Linked DNA regions of Homo sapiens: region 1 is linked to region 2. Evidence: read pairs that join two places in POLR2A ChIA-PET (ENCODE). Cell type or tissue: OCI-LY7. All regions are shown on one strand. Each heading gives the region's core, and the rest is flanking DNA. Links, peaks and the distances in the headings are about the cores only.

What was found. ChIA-PET counts read pairs that join two places held together with the same protein. Peaks named below come from ENCODE experiments on the same cell type or tissue, not always from the same donor. Only the 100,000 strongest peaks of a DNase experiment are listed, where the experiment ranks them.
Region 1: POLR2A ChIA-PET joins it to region 2 with 10 read pairs; 3 of 35 experiments call an interaction of 5 or more read pairs at or near these places.

The regions. Positions count from the first base shown.
Region 1 is chr3:10,043,963-10,051,962 of GRCh38, forward strand. FANCD2 (FA complementation group D2) reads left to right here. Exons shown (of 44, transcript NM_001018115.3): 15 at 2,618-2,761; 16 at 3,955-4,089; 17 at 5,412-5,543. Among named protein-coding and RNA genes, the nearest start is that of FANCD2, 22 kb to the left of the region's middle. In OCI-LY7, for the core only: no CTCF peak of the experiment used is centred there; no DNase peak of the experiment used is centred there.
Region 2 is chr3:10,207,386-10,218,765 of GRCh38, forward strand. It overlaps IRAK2 (interleukin 1 receptor associated kinase 2), which reads left to right. Exons shown (of 13, transcript NM_001570.4): 4 at 2,204-2,307; 5 at 5,822-6,016; 6 at 6,099-6,163; 7 at 9,549-9,663. LOC124906338 (U6 spliceosomal RNA) reads left to right here and starts at 9,827; the gene lies at 9,827-9,934. In OCI-LY7, for the core only: no CTCF peak of the experiment used is centred there; DNase peaks (open chromatin) are centred at 4,776 and 5,986; H3K4me3 peaks cover 775 bases; H3K27ac peaks cover 1,663 bases.

The sequences.
Region 1 (8,000 bases), core at 1-8,000, 170 kb before region 2:
TCACTCTTCTCTCTCTTCCCTAGTTGCTCTAATAAACATTAGCTGTCTGGGGAAGATAATCTGAGGTGGCGACTGGCCAGATAGCCTGCCCCTACTCACTCTGGCTATAAAATAAGCCTACAGTATCCACAAGGGGAAATACTAACAGTGTAAACAAGCACATCAAGGTGCAGTCAAAGAAGCCAGGTCCCCACTGATGAGATGAAGAAAATAACCACCTAAGTCTCAGGTCCCTGTATCTGCCTAATTGCCCTTCCTTCCACTCAGCACCACTGTCAAGATAATGGCATTCCATGTTTTACTTTACTTTGCTCATGTAGACCTGACTAGAGTAAATCAATCTGTCCACTGTCAAGGCAGTGGTACTGGATCTTATGTCTCTATTAATTCTAGAAATACCTTCCATCAAAAAGCCAGATGATTGGCCGGGCGCGGTAGCTCACGCCTATAATCCCAGCACTTTGGGAGGCTGAGGCAGGCGGATCATCTGAGGTCAGGAGTTTGAGACCAGCCTGGCCAATGTAGCGAAACCCCGTCTCTACTAAAAATACAAAAAAAATTAGCCTGGCCTGGTGGCACACGCCACTGCACTCCAGCCTGGGCGACAGTGCAAGACTCCATCTCAAAAGATAAAAAGCCGGATGATTGAGTTCCTTAGGTGCTGATTGGTTGCCTTTAAAGATTTTTCTTTGGTTGGAATCTGTTTTGTGGGATTTTTGTTAGTTTTGTTATCCAATTTTGGGATGATTATCTTAAAAGCTTTCATGATGCTGAATAAAGCAATGAAAATTCAGAATTTTTTCTGGTGAAAAATATCAAAGTACTCCAACACACTGTTTTTGGTTTTGGATAAACATAAATTTACCACCTTGGCTGCCTGCATACCTATTTTTACATATTTGTAATCATTGTATAAATATAATTTGTATTCTTACTTTTTTTTCTTAACATTTTTTCTCCTGTCATAAATATTTCAAGGTCTGCATTGTCTTCATTGTTATCTTTAATGACTGTATTCTGGTCTAATAACTCAGTTTTGGTGTCCTAAGAAGTGGAGCATTCAGTTAAGATAAGTAGTAAAATTTTTTTTGTTTTTTCTTGTTTGTCCTGCTTGCCTTTTTAACTGTTTTTTTTTTTTTCCTGGAAGCATAGACTCAGGTTGCCCTGAATACACGCCCAATGTTTTCTCTTTTTTTGTTTTGTTTTGTTTTTGTTTTTGTTTTTGAGACGGGTTCTCACTCTGTCACCTAGGCTGGACTGCACTGGCGTGATCTCGGCTCACTGCAAGCTCCGCCTCCTGGGTTCACGCCATTCTCCCGCTTCAGCCTCCCAAGTAGCTGGGACTACAGGCACCTGCCACCACGCCCGGCTAATTTTTTGTATTTTTAGTGGAAATGGGGCTTCATCATGTTAGCCAGGATGGTCTCAATCTCCTGACCTCATGATCTGCCCGCCTCGGCCTCCCAAAGTGCTGGGATTATAGGCGTGAGCCACCATGCCTAGCATGGCTTATTCTTCCTGATGACTGTGTAATATTCCAAAAATTAAAATTACTCCATCATAATTTATTGAACCTTTCCTGTATTGATGTATTGATGGGCATTTATAGTCTTTCCAACTTTTCACAAAGTAATTTTCCTTTTTTTTTTTTTTTTTTGAGACAAAGTCTTGCTCTGTCACCTAGGCTCGAGTGCAGTGGCTCGATCTCGGCTCACTGCAACCTCTGTCACCCGGGTTCAAGCGATTCTCCTGTCTCAGCTTCCCAAGTAGGTGGGATTACAGGTGTGTGCTACTTTGCCCGGCTAATTTGTGTATTTTTAGTAGAGACAGGGTTTCAGCATCTTGGCCAGGCTGGTCTTGAACTCCTGACGTCGTAATCCACCCATCTCGGCCTCCCAAAGTGCTGGGATTACAGGCGTGAGCCACCGTGCCTGGCCTAGTAATTTTCCTAGTAATACTGAAAATACATACTGTAGTTGGCAACAAATACACGCTGGAGTTGGCAAGTGATTGAATCTTTCTTTTAATAAATGTCAAGATGTTCAGAGTTACTTCTGTAGTAATATCACTTTCATGCATATTGCTCTGTATTCTTTTTTTTTTTTTTTGAGAATGGAATCTCGCTCTCTCACCCAGGCTGGAGTGCAGTGGCGCGATCTCGGCTCACTGTAAGCTCTGCCTCCCGGGTTCACGCCATTCTCCTGCCTCAGCCTCCCCAGCAGCTGGGACTATAGGTGCATGCTGCCACACCCGGCTAATTTTTTGTATTTTTAGTAGAGACGGGGTTTCACCGTGTTAGTCAGGATGGTCTCGATCTCCTGACCTTGTGATCTGCCCGCCTTGGCCTCCCAAAGTGCTGGGATTACAGATGTGAGCCACTGTGCCTGGCCTGCTCTGTATTCTTAAGGGGTATCAATGGTTAACAGTTGTGGCACTTTATTTATCTGAAAAATATTTCTGAGTTTTGTGAAAAGTGTAGATACTCCCAGGGGAGTGTGTGGAACAAATGAGCATTATCCATTCTGTGTTTTAATTAGAGGAAAAGCTGCTGTTTCATTGTAGCAAATGTACTGATTTGTTAACTGTTTTTCTGTTGTTGCATATTTATTGACAATAGGTGTTTGACCTGGTGATGCTTTTCATCATCTATAGCACCAATACTCAGACAAAGAAGTACATTGACAGGGTGCTAAGAAATAAGATTCGATCAGGCTGCATTCAAGAACAGCTGCTCCAGAGTACATTCTCTGTTCATTACTTAGTAAGTGTCAGAGACTATTGATTTTTAATCTAAAACAGAAAGCTTTACAGCTCTCATGTAAAATTTCATCTTATTTCAGTCCATTGTTCAAACCCATTGAGATTTTTGAATTTTGTTTTTGCATTAATCATTTTAATTGTCTATCTCAATGCAGTTTGCAACTTTGACAAACTGGCCTTCCGTATCCTATTTAAGTAGCTTATAAAAACCTTGAGGGGAATAGGACCAGCCTGTAGAAACTAGTAGAAATGTAAATATGTACCTATTTGAACTATCACTCTTTAGCCATTCAAAACTGTGGACTTTAGGTGATAATTCCTCTAGAAATGTAAATTATTCAAAGTGGAATTTTATAAGCTAGGAATAGTGTTTTGCCAGCTGAACGTTCAGGATATTAGCAGTATAGAACTTAGAAAACTGGATGGGCCAGTGGTTTGGGGTTTGGGTTAGGAGCTAATGAGAATACCTCGCTGGGTCTTAAATTTTATATTTAGGAATAGATTTAACGGTTGTATTATTTTATCTTGCAGTTCTTTCTGTGTTTATTTCTGCCAATTATACATGTTTTGGGCTGTAATTTTCTAGATGCAGAAACCACATGTAATTTTTCATTGCATTTTCCCCAATAAAGCATTATACCCAGCTTAGTACTAAATATAAGATTTTTAAAAATTATGGTATCAATAAGGAAGCTATGTTTATTAACTGGTTATTTAGTCTGGGTCCATTAATGTCTATGTACATTGAATTATTGGTAGGTTATGATCACTTCTCTTCTTGATCTTCTTTTAAAAAAATCAGCTTAGTTAGCATTGAACCTTATAGACCTACTTCAAATTATAACCAAGGTGGAACATCCCTGGGGGTAGTATGATTGCATGGGGAAACTGGGATTTAGAACATCTGGCCTCCAATCCCAAATTGAGCAGATAGGAATGTTCTATTAGGCTTGTAATTTAACTTCTTTGAGCTTAAAAGTCAATTATTATCCAAACGTGGAATCCCATTGATGCTGAGAGTAATCTCAGAATGATGAAGGATTATTTTTGTGTAAAACAAAGATTAAGATTTCCTAAGTTAAAATGAGAGCTAGGGAGGAGAAGTCTGACATTCCAAAAGGATAAGCAACTCTTAGGTTGTGTACTAACTGTTTCCTACAGCTTCTTTTCTCTCTCTACTCTTCCCCACTCAAGGTTCTTAAGGATATGTGTTCATCCATTCTGTCGCTGGCTCAGAGTTTGCTTCACTCTCTAGACCAGAGTATAATTTCATTTGGCAGTCTCCTATACAAATATGCATTTAAGTTTTTTGACACGTACTGCCAGCAGGTATGTTGAAACATTTATTTTGGCAAGGAGGGAACACAGAAAGGGAAAATAATCTGATGTTTATTTCTTGTTGGTTGGAACTCACTGAAGGGGAAGGAACTCTGACCTGGGTCTCAAGAAAGCTCAATTCTAGTCCCAGCCTTGATGAAAGGAAGAGACTTGACTGGTGGCTCTAACTCTGTGTTCTGAGCTCTAAAATTCTCTGTCTGAAATTAAGATCCAGATCTAGTCCATTTCAAAACATGAGACACTTTTTTTTGTTTTGTTTTGAGACGTGGTTTTGCTCTTCATGCCCAGGCTGGAGTGCAGTGGTGCTATCTCAGCTCACTGCAACCTTCACCTCCTGGGTTCAAGCGATTCTCCTGTCTCAGCTTCCTAAGTAGCTGTGATTACAGGCACACACCACCACGCCCGGTTAATTTTTTGTATTTTTAGTAGACACAGCGTTTCACCATGTTGGCCAGGCTGGTCTCGAACTCCTGACCTCAGGTGAACCGCCTGCCTCAGCCTCTCAAAGTGCTGGGATTATAGGCGTGAGCCATTGGGCCTGGCCGAGACACATTTTAATAGCATATATCCAGAGAGGGAGGACTGTATTTGTGGAAAATGTTTATGAAAGCAAGTAAAGAACAGTGTCTTATTTTGTATTTTTACATATATTCTTCCTGTCATTAACAATGTTAAAACGCATTTGAATGGAACTTTTAAAATGAAGATTTGTAAAAAAATTTTAAACATTTAAAGTAGAGCAATAGTTGCAGCTGACATGAGGTAGCTGTTGCAGTTGAAAATGTAATTCTGTTATGACTATTATGGAGTGACAGTATAAAGGGAGAATGGCATCTAAGACATTTCTGGACCCTCTTAATGTCTTAGAGACACTGTCATAATCCATGTTTGCTTGGAAACATGCAAGTCTAGCCTGTACTATATGGAGAAAACCTTTAAAGCTTTTAGCTCCTTGAGTGCCATCTTTTTGAGGAATTTCAACTGATCTTGTACAACCTCAACCTAAAGGGTAAAATTTAACCCATATGGGAAAAAGAAAGAGGAAAACTACGCCAAGGAGCAAAATCAGGAGGGCTTAGGTAGAGCTCACTGATAAAATATGGGAAATAGGTCAAGATGGGATGGTCAAGTTACACTGGCATATTCCTAAATCTCCTGAAGCCAACATTAATGAAAACTAGATAATAGGTGATGGGTTTGGGTTGATTGTGATTTTAACAAAGTAGAGATTGGAGAGGCCTTGGGGGTGAATCCCTTTAGAATGGCCATCCATATTTTGTTTTACACTGTTCTGTTGACTCTCCCCTGTATAGGAAGTGGTTGGTGCCTTAGTGACCCATATCTGCAGTGGGAATGAAGCTGAAGTTGATACTGCCTTAGATGTCCTTCTAGAGTTGGTAGTGTTAAACCCATCTGCTATGATGATGAATGCTGTCTTTGTAAAGGTATCTTATTGGCTTCTTGTACTTTAGATATTGAATACTATAATTGGTGGGAGGTGGTGGGAAGGAGGTGAGATGATGGGCAAGTAATATAAATAAAAAGTGACTATTCTATCTATGTGTTAATTCATTCAGCAAACACTTCTTTATACCTAACCTACAGGCTAATCTCTATTCTGGGTGCTGTGAATGTAAAGTAGGCCCTTACCTTTCATGTTAAAGACTAAGACACATAAGCAAGTCACTATAAATACAACATGGTGAATTCTCTGGTAAAGTACTATAGATATAACAGAGTAAGAATAATTAAATTTAGCCTGGGAAGCTGGAGAATTCTTCAAAGAGGCAATGTGAGTGATTGCTGAAGGATGGGAATGACTGACAAGAGAAAGTATGGGAAGTGCGTTCTAGGCAGAGAAGAGTTTGAGCAGAAGCAAACTGGTGCCCAAGTCAATGGTGTGACTGAGGAATGAGAAGCAAACAAGCATGACTGGAGAATAGGATATATATGGAGAGGAATGATTGGAGGCAAGGCTGGTAAGACATAGGACAGGCCCATGTTGCAAAGAGTCTCAAATAACATGCTAAAGAGTTTCAACTTTATTTTTTAGACAATAAGGAGCTATTACTAGTTTTTACATACAGTTGACCTAATCTACTCAGCATTGAGAGATAACTCAGTAGGCTATATGATGGGTGGATTGGAGACTGCTGAAATGGTCTAAGGGAGTGAGAGTAAGGGCCAGATTTTGGTCACGGGAATGTAGAAGAAATTATGGCTTAAGAGACAATTTGGTGTTAGAATTAACATGACTTGGTGACTGTTAAGAATATGTGGCGGTCCGGGTGCGGTGGCTCATGCTTGTAATCCCAGCACTTTGGGAGGCCAAGGCGGGCAAATCACGAGGTCAGGAGATCAAGACCATCCTGCCTAACACGGTGAAACCCCGTCTCTACTAAAAATACAAAAATTAGCCGGGCATCGTGGCGGTCGCCTGTAGTCCCAGCTACTCAAGAGGCTGAGGCAGGAGAATGGCGTGAACCCAGGAGGCGGAGCTTGCAGTGAGCCAAGATAACACCACTGCACTCCAGTCTGGGCGACAGAGCAAGACTCTGTCTCAAAAAAAAAAAAAAAAAAAAAGGCTTAGAAGAGCACAGACATTTTGAGAAGGTTAAAGTTTAAGTGGCAGATGAAAGCAAATGTCCATAGAAGGAAAATGAGAAACCTGGAAGATTAATAATGTGAGCTTAAAGGATGTCAGGTAGCAAAAGCCCAGGAATGAGTTTCAAGAGTGAGGGATTGGCCGGGCACAGTGACTCATGCTTGTAATACCAGCACTTTGGGAGGCCGAGGCGGACGGATCACCTGAGGTTGGGAGTTCGAATCAGCCTGACCAACATGGAGAAAGCCCTCCTCTACTAAAAATACAAAAATTACCTGGGCATTGTGGTGCATGCCTGTAATCCCAGCTACTCGGGAGGCTGAGGCAGGAGAATCACTTGAACCCAGGAGGTGGAGGTTGCAGTGAGCTGAGATCATGCCATCACACTCCAGCCTAGGCGAGAAGAGCGAAACTGTCAAAAAAAAAAGAGTGAGGCCGGGCGCGGTGGCTCACGCCTGTAATCCCAGCACTTTGGGAGGCCGAGGTGGGCGGATCACGAGGTCAGGAGATCGAGACCATCCCGGCTAAAACGGTGAAACCCCGTCTCTACTAAAAATACAAAAAAATTAGCCGGGCGTAGTGGTGGGCGCCTGTAGTCCCAGCTACTTGGGAGGCTGAGGCAGGAGAATGGCGTGAACCCAGGAGGCGGAGCTTGCAGTGAGCCGAGATCCCGCCACTGCACTCCAGCCTGGGCGACAGAGCGAGACTCCGTCTCAAAAAAAAAAAAAAAAAAAAAAAAAAACAAAAAGGAGTGAGGGATTTATCTCCCAGTGTTGGACACTGAAAAAGTTGAAGATGGAGGCAGAGGCTATTGGCTTTGGCAATTAGGATACCTCTGGTAACCTCTGAGAGAACAGTGTTAATTGAATTATAAGGGTGGAAGCCAGAGAGCAGTAACTTGAAGACTTGGGGAATAGAGTCAATGTCGAGAAGCATCAAGGAGGAGAGAATAAAAAAAGTAGCTTGAGAAAGAAGCTGGTTGTGAGGGAGATATTTTTTAGATGAGGAGGTTTGAGATTGCTTGTAGGCTGAGAGAAAGGATTCAATAGAGAGGAAGAAATGGAGATTTTTAAAAATTAATTAAAAGTTTACAAAGCTGTTTTATTACTTTTTCCTCAGACAAACCATGAAAGGTAGTATAGCTATTATTATCACCATGTTATAGATGAGAAAAGCTGAGGCATTTCCCAAGGTCACAAAGTAAATAGTTTCCTTGTGACTCCTTCCAGATCTGTAGAGAAAGGAGAAATAATTCATTGAGTAGAAGCTGGGAAGGGATGATATGGCAAGGAATAGG
Region 2 (11,380 bases), core at 1,943-9,942:
GGTCCCCAGTTACTCAGAAGCTGTCCTTGCCATGGGGCTTCCTAGGTATTTCCAGATGATGATGTTTGAAGCCTCTGGCCTTTGGCCAAGGCCTGCTTCTGTGCGGACCAGCCACCATGGCTCACCTCACCCACGGTCTGTGCCTGCGCCCACCGAGGAGCCCCCCTACCAGATGGCCTCATTAGTCTTCAGATTAATCTTCACATGGGGCCTAGTGAAGAAATTTCACCCTCTTTAACCTCACGTTTAAGTGACCCTAAACTACTTGTCAAACATTCCGTCTTGTGAATCTTGTTCACTCACTAAGGGATTGGGGCATAGACATGGCCAAGCATGGTGGCTCACGCCTATAATCCCAGCACTTTGGGAGGCCGAGGCAAGTGGATCACTTGAGGTCAGGAGTTCAAAACCAGCCTGGCCAACATGGTGAAACCCCATCTCTAATAAAAATACAAAAATTAGCCGGCATCATGGCGCACGCCTATAGTCCCAGCTACTTCGTAGGCTGAGGCAGGAGAATCGCTTGAACCTGGGAGGGGGAGTTTGCAGTGAGCTGAGATTGTGCCACTGCACTCCAGCCTGGGTGACAGAGTGAGACTCTGTTTCCAAAAAAAAAAAAAAAAAAAGAACATAGACACTGGAACCACTGATGACTGTGTGCCCCATGTGAAGATTAATCTGAAGACTAATGAGGCCGTCTGGTAGGGGGGCTCCTCGGTGGGCGCAGGCACAGACTGTGGGTGAGGTGGGCCATGGTGGCTGGTCCGCACAGAAGCAGGCCTTGGCCAAAGGCCAAGGCCCTTGGAAAAGTGACTTAACTTCTCCATGCCTCATTTCACCATCTGCAAAGAGGCAATGAAAATGGTGCAGTGGTACCTTATTTCCTGATTGGCATGAGGATTAGATGAGTTAACGCACGGGAAGGATTTTTTTTGAGACAGGGTCTCATTCTGCCTCCTAGGCTAGAGTGCAGTGGTGTGATCATGGCTCAATATAGCCTTGACCTCCTGGGCACAAGTGATCCTCATCCTCCCAAGTAGAGGGGACCACAGGTGTACACCACCATACCTGGCTATTAAAAAAAAATCTTTTGTAGGACTGAGCGCAGTGGCTCATGCCTGTAATCCCAGCACTTTGGGAAGCCAAGGTGGGCAGATCACGAGTTCAGGAGATCGAGACCATCCTGGCTAACACAGTGAAACCCCATCTCTACTAAAAATACAAAAAATTAGCTGGGTGTGGTGGCGGGCGCCTGTAGTCCCAGCTACTCGGGAGGCTGAGGCAGGAGAATGGTGTGAACCCGGGAGGCGGAGCTTGCAGTGAGCCGAGATTGTGCCACTGCACTCCAGCCTGGGCAACAGAGGGAGACTCCATCTCAAAAAAAAAAAAGAAAAAAAATCTTTTGTAGAAACGGGATCTTGTCATGTTGCCCAAGCTGATCTCAAACTCCTGGGCTGAAGCAATCCTCCTGCCTCAGCCTCCCAAAGTGCTGGTATTACAGATGTGAAGTATTTAGAACAGTGCCTGGCATGATGTTTGCTAACTCATGTACCTAGATGTTAACTTACTCCAGCCCCGGGCCCTTCTACTGCCCCACCTCTGCATGGGCTGGTTCCACTGCCCCATATCTGCTTGTTGAAAACGTTTCTCCATATTTCAAGCCCAGGTCAGGTGCCACTTCCTCTGTGAACCCTCCTCATCTCCCAGCCTGTTATGGTCTCTCCTGCCTCTGACCTCGCTCTCCCGTGGGATGTATCCTCGGAGGATAGTTACTGCATCCCTGCCCTGGTGGAGGTTTCTGGAAGGCAGGCTTGGTAGCTAGTTCACCTCTGTGTCTTTTTCTGCTCTTTGAGTAGGAGGTGAGATAGTGCAGGGCCTAGAAGTCAAACAGATTTCCGTCTGAATTTCGGCTCTACCATCTACTGGCTGGGTGGTCCTGAGCACTGCGTCTACCTCCGGTGTCTCCGTGTCTCCACTTGCCAACTGGGATGATAAACAGGCCCCAGGTTGTAGGGGAGTCAGAGGCTTATCCTGAGGTGATGCTTGAGGAGTGTGTTGGTTGGCACATGGTGGGTGTCAGGAATTGGCAGCAACAAGTGTTTGGGGAGTGAACAGGAGACTGGCATAGTCTGAGGACTAGACCAGGATCCCTCCTGTCTTCCTCCCCGAGGCTGCATCCTGACCCATAGTCCCTCCTTTCCAGGGTCCTCTCCAGCCAGAGCCCACCAGCCGGCCTTTCTCCAGCCTCCTGAAGAAGATGCCCCTCATTCCTTGAGAAGCGACCTCCCCACTTCGTCTGATTCAAAGGTAAATCCACCCCTCGGCTGCAGCCCCCAAGCCATGTCTCCCAGCGTGTAGTTCCCTCTCAAAAATGCAATTTCTCTACCCCTTGAGACCAGTTTAAGGGTGGAGAGGAGAAAGGAAATTGCCATCAAATTACCCCAAGCTTCTAAGACTGTAAGTAGAGGAGGTCAATAATAGCGGGGAGAGGGAGGGAGGGCACTTCAGTGAATATACTTCTTGTTTTTTAATTTGTTATTATTATTATTTTTGAGACAGAGTCTCGCTCTGCCACCCAGGCTGGAGTGCAGTGGCACGATCTCGGGTCACTGCAACCTCCGCTTCCCGGGTTCAAGTGATTCTCCTGCCTCAGCCTCCCAAGTAGCTGGGATTACAGGTGCATGTCACCATGCTCGGCTAATTTTTTGTATTTTTAGTAGAGACGGGGTCTCACCATGTTGGCCAGCTTGGTCTCGAACTCCTGACGTCAGGTGATCCACCTGCCTCCGCCTCCCAAAGTGCTTGGATTACAGGCATGAGCCACTGCACCCGGCCATTATTTTCTTTTATTATTTTATTTTATTTTCGACCTGTGGTCTCAGCTACTTGGGAGGCTGAGGCGGGAGGATGGCTTCAGCCCAGGAGGCAGAAGTTGCAGTGAGCTGTGATCCTACCACCACATTCCACCCTGGGTGACAGAGTGAGACCCTGTCTCCAAAAATGTATGACCATATTGGTACGAAGATAAATAAAATCCAAGCAGGATTAAAAATGAGGACATTTCTTTGACTCTAAAAGTCCATTTATTTTCTTCTGATTTTAAAATAAATTAAAATGTTCTGATGGCCCCTAAAAGTGTTGTGAGCCTAGACCCTTTGCATCCAGTGCCTGGGGGAGAAGCCAGCTTTGCATGAGTGTGGTTAATGAAGCTCTTCCATGTCCCAGGTGTGGTGTCACATGCCTGTAGTCCTGGCTATTTGGGAGGCTGAGGTGGGAGGATCGCTTGAGCCCAGGAGTTGGAGACCAGCCTAGGCAACACAGGGAGGCCCCATCTCTAAATTAATAAATAGATCAACCTTCCATGAAGGATAAACCCAACACTTTGGGAGGTTGGTATGGGAGGTTCACTTGAGCCCAGTACTTTGAGACCAACCTGGGCAACAGTGTGAGATCCTGTGTCTACAAAAAAGTTTTTTTTGTTTTTGTGTTTTTTTTGAGGAGTCTCGCTCCATTGCCCAGGCTGGAGTGCAGTGGCACGATCTTGGTCACTGTAACCTCTGCCTCCCAGGTTCAAGCTATTCTCCTGCCTCAGCCTCCTGAGTAGCTGGGATTACATGCACATGCCAGCATGTTTGGCTAATTTTTTTTTGTATTTTTAGTGGAGACAGGGTTTCGCCATGTTGGCCAGGCTGGTCTTGAACTCCTGGCCTCATGTGATCCGCCCACCTCAGCATCCCAAAGTGCTGGGATTACAGGCATGAGCCACCGTGCCTGGCCAAAAAGTTTTTTTGAGACAAAGTCTCCCTCTGTTGCCCAGGCTGTCTCGACTCACTGAAACCTCTGGTTCCCCAGTTTAAGCGATTCTCCTGCCTCAGCCTCCTGAGTATCCGGGATTATAGGTGTGTGCCACCACGCCTGGCTAATTTTTGTATTTTTAGTAGAGACACGGTTTCACCATATTGCCCAGGCTGGTCTTGAACTCCTGGCCTCAGAGGATCCGCCTGCCTTGGCCTCCCACATATGGTGAGATTACAAGCAGTGAATCACTGTGCCTGGCCTCGCCAAAAAAAAAAGTTTAAAAAATAAGCCAGGCGTGGTGGCACACACCTGTAGTCCCAGCTACTTGGGGGCGCTGAGATGAAAGGATCCCTTGAGCCTGGGAGGTTGAGGCTGCGGTGAGCTGACATCATGCCATTGCACTCCAGCCTTGGTGTCAAAGTGAGACCCTGTCTCAAAAAGAAATCAAAACTATGTGTGTGGCATGATACCAGTTTTGTTAAATAAATCCTAGTATATCTAATTGGCCGGAAATACACTAACTTTAATAGCAGTTAAATGGATAATGGGGTTATGGATACTAATTTTCAAAAACTGTTAAGAGCATATGTAACTTAAAAAAATTGAAATTTAGGCCGGGCGCGGTGGCTCGTGCCTGTAATCCCAGCACTTTGGGAGGCCAAGTCGGGCGGATCACGAGGTCAGGAGATGGAGACCATCCTGGCTAACACGGTGAGGCCTCATCTCTACTAAAAAAATTACAAAAAATTAGCCGGACAGGGTGGTGGGTGCCTGTAGTCCCAGCTGCTCGGGAGACTGAGGAAGGAGAATGGCGTGAACCTGGGAGGCGGAGCTTGCAGTGAGCCGAGATCACACCACTGCACTCCAGCCTGGGTGACAGTACGAGACTCTGTCTCAAAAAAAAAAAAAAAATTACGTACATGTGTTTTAAAGAGAGAAGTTATTAAAAACGGAAACAGAACTTCTTTTTATAGGCTTATATACACATGCAGTCTCTGGAATTCTGTTTAAAGCAAGCTTGTCTTACTTGCCCATGGTTGTGTGCAGCCCAGGATGGCTTTGAATGTGGCCCAACACAAATTTGTAAAGTTTCTTAAAACATTATGAGTTTTTTTTGCAATTTTTTTTTTAAAGCTCATCAGCTATCATTAGTATTAGTGTATTTTATGTGTGGCCCAAGACAATTCTTCTTCCAGTGTGGTCCAGGGAAGTCAAAAATTGGACACCCCTGGTTTGGTTATATGAACCTGTATCCTACTTCCCAGGAGTCTGGAACCCCAGTATCTATGCTGTGAATTAGACCAAGAGTGCTGAGCTCGGCCACTGACCAGCTGTGGGACCTCACTTCAGCTGTTTTATTTCCTCAGTGCTTACTTCTGTAAACTGAAATAAAGGAAACATCAACCATGTGCCAGGAATACTCACATCTTAGTCTTCAAAATTACTCTTCGGGGTACTATTGTTACCTTCATTTTTGCTGATGGAAAAAATTGAGGCTCAGAGAGGTTAAGTAACTCACCCAAGGTCACAGAGCAAGATACAGATGGAGCTGGGATTTGAGCTTGGGCCTATCCATGTCCTTTTTTTTTTTTTTTTTTTGAGACAGAGTCTCGCTCTGTCACCCAGGCTGGAGTGCAGTGGCGCGATCTCGGCTCACTGCAAGCTCCGCCTCCTGGGTTCACCCCATTCTCCTGCCTCAGCCTCCCGAGTAGCTGGGACTACAGGCGCCCGCCACCACGCCTGGATAATTTTTTTTTGTATTTTTTAGTAGAGACGGGGTTTCACTGTGTTAGCCAGGATGGTCTTGATCTCCTGACCTCGTGATCCGCCCGCCTCGGCCTCCCAAAGTGCTGGGATTACAGGCGTGAGCCACCGTGCCCGGCCTATCCATGTCCTTTTTACAGTTTCCATTGGATAAGTTGATCCCCTCCATCCCTCCATCTCTGGTGTTCCAAGGTCCCTTGAGGTAGCAGAGAAAACGAGATTCCATAGTAATCTCCATCTCTTCTCTCTGGGTCTCCAGGACTTCAGCACCTCCATTCCTAAGCAGGAAAAACTTTTGAGCTTGGCTGGAGACAGCCTTTTCTGGAGTGAGGCAGACGTGGTCCAGGCAACCGATGACTTCAATCAAAACCGCAAAATCAGCCAGGGGACCTTTGCTGACGTCTACAGAGGGCACAGGCACGGGAAGCCATTCGTCTTCAAGAAGCTCAGAGAGGTGAGCACTTCTTGGTTTCTAGTGGGGGTGGAGGCTGCAGGGGTGGGGCGGGATCTTCATGTTCTGATGTCTTTCTCTACAGACAGCCTGTTCAAGTCCAGGATCAATCGAAAGATTCTTCCAGGCAGAGTTGCAGATTTGTCTTAGGTAAGCCTCCCCTTTGTTTAGTAATAATGATAGCTAACCTTTATATAGTGCTTCCTGTGTGCCCAGTCATGTTTTAAGCACTCTATTATATATAAACTCATTTAGTCCTTACAAGAACCCTATAAATGTAGCTACTATTATCACATTATTTTACAGATGGGTAAATTGAGGCACAGAGGGGTTAAATGTCTCATCCAAGGTCACACAGCTAATGAGTGGCAGAGCCAGGATTTGGATCTACCTGGTTTGGCTCCAGAGTCCATTCTTCTCCTGTGTAGCAATTCTATGTGTAGATTAGAATTATAAAGGAAACTTGGCTTACTCCAACTCCTTCCTTCCACATGGGAATAAATCTTCTCTCCTTTTTTTTTTTCTTTTCTTTTCTTTTTTTGTTTTTTGAGACAGAGTCTTGCTCTGTCTCCCAGGCTGGAGTGCAGTGGCGTGATCTCGGCTCACTGCAATCTCTGCCTACCAGGTTCAGGTGATTCTCGTGCCTTAGCCTCCCGAGTAGCTGGGATTACAGGCGTGCGCCACCAGGCCCGGCTAATTTTCATATTTTTAGTAGAGACGGGGTTTTGACATGTTGGCCAGGATGGTCTCAAATTCCTGACCTCAAGTGATCTTTCTGCTTTGGCTTCCTAAAGTGCTGGGATTACAGGCGTGAGCCACCGTGCCTGACTTTTTTTTCTTTTTTAAGAGCTAGGGTCTTGCTCTATTGCCCAGGCTGGAATGGCCTTGGAATGATTGTAGATCACTGCAGCTTTGAACTCATGGGCTGGTGATCCTCCCACCTCAGCCTCTGAGAAGCTGGGACTACAGGTGTGCGCCCAGCTCATTTTTTGCTTTTTTTTTTTTTTTTTTTTGTAGAGATAGGGTCTTGCTATGTTGACCAGGCTGGTGTTGAGCTCCCGGGCTCAAGTGATCCTCCTGCCTTGACCTCCCAAGATGTTGGGATTATAGGTGTGAGCCACTGTGCCCTGCCATGTGTGTGCTTTTTTTTTTTTTAATTATTTTTCATCTGAAACACTTGTGCCTTATATTGTAGGGTATTTTAAGAAATAAAGAAAATTGAGTATCTGTTCATTCTGTAACCAGTGTTAAAAAATAAAGAAAATTGACCAGGTATGGTGGTTTATGCCTGTAATCCTAGAACTTTGATGCTGAGGCAAGAGGATTCCTTGAGCCAAGGAGTTTGAGACCAGCTTGGGCAACATAGCGAGACCCTGTCTCAACTGAAAAAAATATATATACAAAAACTTTTTTTGGCTGGGCATGGTGGCTCGCACCTATAATCCCAGCACTTTGGGAGGCTGAGGCGAGTGGATCACTTAAGTCCAGGAGTTCAAGATCAGCTGGGCAACATGGCAAAACCCCGTCTCTACAAAAAATACAAAAATTAGCTGGGTGTGGTGGTGTATGCCTGCAGTCCCAGCTACTCAGGAGGCTGATGGGAGGATCACTTGAGCCCAGGAGGCAGAAGTTGCAGTGAGCCGAGATCATGACACTACACTCCAGCCGGGGCAACAAAGTGAGTCTCTGTCTCAAAAATAAATAAAGGCCAGGCATGGTGGCTCACACCTGTAATGCCAGCACTTTGGGAGGCCGAGGTGGGCAGATCAGTTGAGGTCAGGAGTTTGAGACCAGCCTGGCCAACATGGCGAAACCTCATCTCTACTAAAAAAAATTCATACAAAAATCAGCCTGGTGTGTTGGCATGCACCTGTAGTCCCAGCTACTCAGGAGGCTGAGGCATGAGAATCACTTGAGCCCAGAAAGTGGAGGTTGCAGTGAGCCCAGATCGCACCACTGCACTCCAGCCTGGGCAATAGAGTGAGACTCTGTCTCAAAAAAAAAAAAAAAAAAAAATTAATTAATTAATTAAAAAGTAAAACAAATTTAAAAAGGAATAAAGAAAATTATAAATAAGAAAATAGAAACTTTTTCACAGCACCTATAAATAAGCACTACTGTTTTAATATTTTGATATATTTTCATTTTTAATTGTTAAAACTTTTTTTGTAGAGACACGATCTCACTATGTTGCCCAGGTTGGTTTTGAACTCCCTGGCTCAAGTGATCCTCCTGCTTTGGCCTCCAAAAGTGTTGGGATTTTAGATGTGAGCCACTGTGCTGGGCCCATATTTTGATATGTTTTCTTTAATGCTTTCTCTATTCATACATGTATATGAATACTCACATGTGTACACACACACACACACACACACAGATACACACACACACATACATCTAATAAAAACTGGAAGTATGATTCCCTTTCCACTTTGGCTTAGTGCTTTCATGGAGTCGGCAGTCACTCCTTCATTCATTGATTCAGAAAATGTGGGTAGTTAAGCCCTTTTCTAGGCTCTAGGGAGTGTACGCCAGAAGCATACAGAGCCCCTGCCTTGGGGAGGTTTATGGTCCAGTGGGGAGACTGACATGTAAATAACTCTAATAAGTATGCAAAAGCGAGTAATAGGATGGCTTGCGGGAAGCAGAGGAGGGCGGAGAGATAAGGCAGGAGGCCATTTACAGCAGTCTTGGGGAGGCTGAATCAGAGCCTGACCCAATCCAAGTGACCCAAGGCAGAGGAGAGGGGAATGAAGGGACATTTTAAAAGTTATTTGTGGCAGTGAATGGTGACTGATTTGATACGGGAGATAAGAAGGTTTCTAGGAAACTGGGTGGGTGGTGATGTGCCTTTCTGGGATAATAAATATGGGTGAAGAAGCAGGTTTGGGACTTGTTGAGGCTAGGATGATGTTGACCTGAGCATCAGGATGCAAATTGACATTCAGGTCTGGAGCTTAGGATGGGGCTGGAGATAAGAGATTTGGGAATATTCCTTATAGCAATGGGAGGTTCCTGGAGGAGCAACATACAAAACAAGATGAGGAGTCCAGCTGGCAGAAAGAGGAAGGCAAAGGAGGAGGGTCTTAGTGAAAAGGGCCAGGAAAGAGTGGTCAGAGAGGTAGGAGGAAAGTCAGGAGGGAATGGTGACTGAGAACCAGCAGAAGAGGATTTCAGGAAAGAACCCCAGTCCTAGAGTCAGGCAGGTGTGGGATCTGGTCCTGGCTTTACTGCTTTCTAGTTTGTGACCTTGGGCAAGTCCCTTAACCTCTCAGTCTCCGTTTCTGGAGATGGGGCAGTTGAGATGTCATGTGTTGCAGAGCAGTAAAGCAGGATGAGGACCACCATACTCGTTGAAGGCAGACAGTTTTCATCTTTCCACCCTGGGGCCAGGCCCTTAGGGGTCAGAGTATGTGGTACCTGGGAGGTTATTGGTGGCGTTGGAGGAGGAGAGGGCAGAAGAGGGGTGGGACATGAGGAAGTAGATCATTCTTTCCGTCTGACTCCTCACACCTGCACTGACGCCCGATTCCAGATGCTGCCACCCCAATGTCTTACCTGTGCTGGGCTTCTGTGCTGCAAGACAGTTTCACAGCTTCATCTACCCCTACATGGCAAATGGTTCCCTACAGGACAGACTGCAGGGTCAGGTAAGGGACTGGGTCATGGTCAGAGAATGGGACCAGGCTGCACCCAGCCATGGGGTCAAGGGTTAAGGACTTACAGAAGTTCAGAGGGGAGAGGGGCCATCTAGGTGAGACCAGGGAGACTTCAAGGAGAGAAGTGGGGCCAGGATACATAAGATCTGGTTAAGTGCTCACTTTGGCAGCACATATACCAAAATTGGAACGATACAGAGAAGATCAGCATGGCCTCTGAATGAGGATGACAAAATATGAAAAAGAAAAAGAAAAGCTCAAAAAGATCTGATTAAACATCTTCAGGAAAAATCTATAAAAAATTATTTGACGAGAAGCATTTCATTCAAATCAAGAGCAGGACAAAGGTATCTCATAGAACTAACTTCGTTCGTCATGGTTCTGGAGGTGTTAGCCAATGCAGTAGGACAAGAAAAAGAATTAAGAGGTAAAGAGTATGGAAAAGTGGAGGTGAATTTTTATTATAAAATGTTCTTCTAATATATACCTATTTGCTTGTGTGTTTATGGAATGTCTCTGGAAAGATACACAAGAAACTGGTTTACTGGCTGCTGCTAGGGAGCAGAACTAGGTGATTGGGGCCTAGGATAAGAAGCAAACTTACTATTAGAGTATTATATCATGTGAAGGTAATCCTTAATAAAAATTACAGTGTTTTAAAACAGGTCTTCTGCTTATCTTATCCTCAAATAGAGGGGAAAGAGTTATTCCATAACAGAATTATTGCTTCCCATGGCAGGGACAAGACAAAGCAGTTACTCACGGCATACTAATGATCTTTAGCTTTTCTGGGCACTCACTGTATGCAGGTTGCTGTGATAAGGGTTTTACGTAGGTCATCACCTCCAGGCCGTGCCACAACCAAAGCAATTTCTTCCCTCATTTTTCAAAAGAGGAATCTCTGACACATAGAGACAAAGTGACTTGCCCAAAGGAACATAGAGGACAAATGTCAGGCCAGAGCTTACATTGGGTTCGTCTGGCTCTAGGTTTCAGAGTTTTTGAGAAGAAATTAGCAGGGGCTGTCCAGGCCAGTTCTTAGAGGATGTGGGACCTACACCAGGGCTTCAAAAATAGGTGATGAGGCTGGGCACAGTGGCTCACGCCTGTAATCCCAGTACATTGGGAAGCCGAGGTGGGTGGATCACTTGAGGTCAGGAGTTTGACACCAGCCTGACCAATATGGTGAAACCCTGTCTCTACTAAAAATATAAGAATTAGCCAGGCGTGGTGGCGTGTGCCTGTAGTACCAGCTACTGAGGAGGCTGAGACAGGAGAATCACTTGAACCCGGGAGGCAGAGGTTGCGGTGAGCCGAGATTGCACCACTGCACTCCAGCCTGGGCGACAAAGTGAGACTCCGTCTCAAAAAAAAAAAAAAAAAAAAAACCAAAACGGTGATGATTTAGCCTGGGAGAGTCAGTCTTAGAACAACAGTGGGAGCAAATGAGAGGCTTTAGCCCATCCCACAATCCCCATCAGCCCTGGTGAAGTTTCCCCTAATACAGATAAAATCAGCGTAAGGCCCAGGTGCTTGGCTTGCAAACACAAGCTCCCTAGCTCCTCTCCCATCCAGCTTCTTTTAGAGAGAAATTCCAGAGCAGCCTCTGTAATGGACATGATAAAAATAACTGCTGATTGAGCACCTACTGTGTGGCAGGTGCTATGCTAGGGGTATACCATATACTCCCTTGAATCCTTACAGCAAC